Regions from separate parts of the Homo sapiens genome. Here region 2 is linked to region 1. The links are chromatin loops, found by intact Hi-C in ENCODE. Cell type or tissue: endothelial cell of umbilical vein. All regions are shown on one strand.

The links. Peaks named below come from ENCODE experiments on the same cell type or tissue, not always from the same donor. Only the 100,000 strongest peaks of a DNase experiment are listed, where the experiment ranks them.
Region 2: it touches region 1 in a loop (4-fold over the local background); 2 of 110 quality-filtered maps call a loop at or near these places.

What each region holds. Positions count from the first base shown.
Region 1 is chr13:106,082,758-106,085,257 of GRCh38, reverse strand. No RefSeq gene overlaps it. Among named protein-coding and RNA genes, the nearest start is that of LINC00460, 290 kb to the left of the region's middle. In endothelial cell of umbilical vein, a CTCF peak has its summit at 1,457 (motif pointing left); a DNase peak (open chromatin) is centred at 1,437.
Region 2 is chr13:104,570,699-104,573,198 of GRCh38, reverse strand. No RefSeq gene overlaps it. Among named protein-coding and RNA genes, the nearest start is that of DAOA, 890 kb to the left of the region's middle. In endothelial cell of umbilical vein, a CTCF peak has its summit at 1,355; a DNase peak (open chromatin) is centred at 1,388; H3K27ac peaks cover 217 bases.

The sequences.
Region 1 (2,500 bases):
TTACCCAGTTACATTTAAAGCTGTCTGCGTTAGAGGAGTGGTTGTTAAAAATGAAGCTTCTCAGATCCATCCAGCCCTGAGCATGATGAACTCGGGAGGAGGGCTTGGGACTCTGCATTTTAATTAAATTCCTCAACAGACAGTTACATACATTAAAGTTTGGGAACCCCCAGTTTCACAGTAACTTATCAAGTCAGAGCTAGATATCAAAATAGTTCCAATAAGGGATGTTTGAAGATGAAGGGTAACCCCAACGTCTGATGAATTCACAGACTCCCTCAAGCTTCGTTTTTTCTTAAAGTAAGTTTGGACTGTTTCTGGAAGCCCCCAAAGTACTTCCTAGCAGACACCCACCAACAGCCCACAGACGGGGTCCTCCTGAGATGGCCATTTGCCCACTGCCTCTCCTGCTTGCTCTCTCCCCTGCTTCTGTAACGTCTACTCCACCCAAACACGGATATTCCAATGTTCCAGGTAAGGGGACAGAGGCATGCAGGCTTCCCATTCTCAGGGTGCTGGTTTGGATAAAGGCCCGAGAAGAGTTTCCTTCAGCTCCCTGAACCAAACTCACAATCTGGGTCATTTATGCTTTGTCTGGTTGACAGCATGTGGCCCTCGTAACCAAGGGGTGATTCAACCCTGGCCACAGGGCTGAACGTGGACAAGGCCTTCCAGGCTCGCCATTTTATTTCCACTCTTTTTTTTTTTTTTTAAGTTCTACCTTCACTAAAATTCCTACTCGTCACCACTCACAGATCAAACAAAAAGAAAAGCTTTTTTTTTTGGGCAAATGATGGAGCCCAATGTGTGTGTGTGTGTGTGTGTGTGTGTGTGTTTGTGTTAGAATGTTAGTGCCTTATAAAGAAAGTGAGCAACAGGCAATTTAATATCTTGCAATTAAGAGTAAGTTTTCCAATCATGAAGTTCTCATAGGTGTGTGGTGCCTTCTGACATTGAAAAAATAAGGTGACATGTGCAGGAGTAAATCACTCTGCTACAAAAGGGGCAACTTGAAAATGGAAAACTGAGACTAAGAGGAAGTGGCCAAAGGTCCTTCACGTTGATGGACCTAGTGAAAGCCAAGCTGTGCTATTAAATATTTACCAGCTGGCTCCTCCCCCTGCAAATCAAGCCCTGATTTGTAGCACTTGCCAATTTCTGTTGTATTCATATTCCCATCATGGTCTATTTAAACTGCCAATATAATATCAATTGGCTTGCAGAATTTCTAAATATTTAATAAAGGGCTCTTGGTAGCTGATAGGACCACACCATTGTGTTTGGAAAAAAGGAAACACGAAAGTCATGCAGGTAAACGTTCACTTAACAAAATTCTAGACAGAGACAATTGGCTATTTTCCTAAGGCTATGTGGGTGTCAAAGTTGGGGACTTCCCCACCACAAAGCCTGTTTAGAGCAGCAGTCTCAATGGGGCAGTGCTGCCTCCTAGAGGATTTCTATTCCAGGGAAATTCCTGGGGGCAACTTTTGTTGTCACAATGGACTGGGGGTCAGAATGATCACTGGACAGGGGCCAAGGATATTAGACATCCTCCAAATGCCAGGTTTGTACTGAAAAGCAGAATGTTATCCTGAGTTCTGCACAAAATTCTAAAGTCTCAACAAATAATCTTCCAGGTTAAAAAAAAAAAGCATTAAATAACTCTGCTTTATGTATAGTATTTCTTTGGCATGAGTTTAATATAGGTAATGGATCTTATAGGAATACAGCTACTGTAAAAGTTGAGGTATATTTGCATTTTTTGGTTCAAAATCATACCAAGAACTGTTTACCATCCAAGTCCAGGATAGCAACAGGACTCACTGGATTTGAGTCTAATATAACACACCTGTCTCAGACAGCATTTGCAATTGGCAAATGTTGTGCCATGTTTCCACGTAGAGCAAAAACACCTGAATTTTTTTTTAGTCTTTTTTTTATATTTTAGGTCTTCTACTGTAGTTATGTCTGAGCATTTAAAATTGAAATACACATTATTTTGTTATAATTTATCACTTAGTTTCTCTTTCATATGTAAACAGTATATACTTTTATTTCTTTTTTTGAGACAGAGTTTCACTCTTGTCGCCCAGGCTGGAGTGCAATGGTGCGATCTCAGCTCACTGCAACCACCGCCTCCCGGATCCAAGCAATTCTCCTGCTTCAGCCTCCTAAGTAGCTGGGCTTACAGGCACCCGCCACCACACCCGGCTAATTTTTGTATATTTTAGTAGAGATGGGGTTTCATCACGTTGGCCAGGCTGGTCTCAAACTGTTGATCTCAGGTAATCCACCCGCCTCAGCCTCCTGAAGTGCTGGGATTGCAGGCATGAGCCACTGAGCCCAGCCACATTTTTAAGCGTAGTATATACGTAAGATATATAAGGAATTTTATTTTGGGATGGTAAAAAAAGTATTGTATACCACAGTAGAATTTATGCTAGGGCTATTACTGACCCCTCTCAAACTTTATCTGAATTAGTGCCTGAGCTGGTCATTC
Region 2 (2,500 bases), 1.5 Mb after region 1:
TGCCACGGCCTCACTCACTGAAGCAAGATGGCAGCTACGCACCTTTGACAGCCTCTCTCTTTCTCTTTCCTTTACAGGCCCTTCTTTTCTCTTGCTGAATCTGAGAAGTAGAATCAGAAGACAAGGTCAAGTTCATGCAGGGACAATGCTCCGACGACGTTATCGCATAGATGGAAATCCACTGTGTTCGGGGGGAAGACTGGGCTCATTTTATTAGCCTTATTGGCCAGTGGCCTTGTGCACTCCCACTTTTGAGGATGCTTTTTGACAGTTGCTTGTTAGTTTATGTGTTCATTTGAGACAGGGTCTAGCTCTGTTGCCCAGGCTGGAGTGCAGTGACGCCATCATAGCTCACTGCAGCCTAGAACTCCTGGCCTCAAGTCATCCTCCTTTGTCAGTCTCCCAAAACGCTGGGATTACAGGCGTGAGCCATCACACTCAGCTGACAGCTGCTTGTTAATCATGGTTCTTGCACTGAATAACCTTTCTAGTTAGTGAGTGAGGCATAGAAGGCAGGCTTGAGGACTCACAAATTGCCCCACCTACACCCCCACCAAAAGCAACACAATCTCTCCTAATTCGATTGACACCCTCCACACACCCAGCTTGGCTTCAGGGAAGGAAAATGGGCTCCTGCCATACAATCTCCATGCAACAACTCCTGCCAAATGCAACACAGACCATAATGTCATTTATAATTTGAATTGTACCAGTTTAGACATTTAAAATATCTCACGTATTCATTGTTACATTCATCTTCGTTTTTCTCCATTTCTATTTTTGGCAATCCTCTAATTTCTTGTTCTCTTAAGTAAAAAGGAACAAAAAAATAACAACAAAAGAAAGCTCTTCAAAAATACTTGGATTCCGGTATTTGTGTGTGGTTTCAATAGGGAAGCTTTTTTTAAACTACTTGGACTAGAACAGAACAAAATATATGAGTTTGGGGGAAAAAGACCACAACAGGGGTGTGTGTGAGAGGCAGGTGCTGGGGGAGAGGCCTCAAACAGCAGAAAAGCTTTGAAGCCCTATAGGGCACTGACCTGCAAGGACTAAGTTTGAACAATTGTGTGGGAAGTTTGGGGGTTACTAAGCTAGCTTCGTAATGTAACTTCTTTCCCCTCTTTCCTTTTTTGACAATAGCATTCCTTTCTCCATTTCTGTTCTGTTATTTTTTTAACACATCTAAAATGACATAAAACAAACATAATACACAGGCACACACCTGCACTCACATACACAAACACACAAACTTCTGTGAGTTCCACAGAGGCCGACCCCTTTGCTTCAGTGAGGGCTGTGGAACTGGAATTTCATTCTCCTACGGACTTGCTCTGAACAACAGTTAAGTAAAGAGCTCCCACTGGTGGTGGAGGGAATTTTACTGTCCACACGAAATGCCTTTCCCTACCAGTCAGTGCTTGGAGACTGGATCTCCGAGTCACAGACGAGATGTGGGCTAATGTTGCTCTTTCGCCATGTGATGTAGCAAATAAAATGCCATTGTTCCCCTAGGTGGCTGTGGGTATTAGTCACAGCTGACGCTAAGCAGGAGGTGCGTGGTGTCCTGCCAGGACTGTTATTAGTTACAAGTCTGGATGGGCTCCCGATGCACCATTTTCAAGTAGCTTCAATGCTGTTAAACTTTTAGGAATTCCAAAGCTACTGCTCCAAAGCCTCAAGTTCCCTCACCTTAGAACAAAGATTGCTGCCTTTATTACCAGTCTTATGTTTAACCAGAGAAAGTACAACTTTTCCAAGTTTAAGCTTCTCTAAACTGCTTTTGAGGAAGAGAGGTTCTCTGCATGTGTCCGAGATAATTGTCAAATACCAAATTTGAACACACGTTCTGAGTCACCTGAAGAACCAGCCCGTGTCACTAAGACAAGCACAAATAGCTCCTCTGCTGTGGGACTCTTCACCTACCGCAGATGTTTCCATAAATATTTCAGCAGATACCATTTTCATGACAATTACCAAGAATGTGTGTGTGTGTGTTTTTTTTTTTTTTTAATTTACAGTCTATGTGAAAAATGTAATAGAAGAGAATAATGCTGGATTTATATGGGAGAAAAGTGTAGGTTTTTCTCCTATTTGGTGTCTTAGATTAAGGTACTTTGATACATCTGTCCAAACAGACATTACATCGTGAACAAGAAAAGATGGGACTGGTAGAGACTCAAAGTAACAAGAACAGTTTCCAAGAAAGAAGCAAGGCTATTAAATATTAGGCTGTTGCAAAAGTAACTGCGGTTTTTGCCATTTGAAAATAATGCCAAAAAACATAATTACTTTTGTAATAACCTAATAATTAGACCCAAGATAAAAATCCATATATACTCAACTTACTTTTAAATCCAGAGCTTATGTCTTTTTCCAATCAGACCTCAACATAGAACTTCGCTTAGATTTTCTTATGATCTGGGTTATGTAAACCTCCTGGGATTTATAAAACAACTGGATATCTTGAATCCTTCTCTTTAAGTCAGATCTTGTCAGC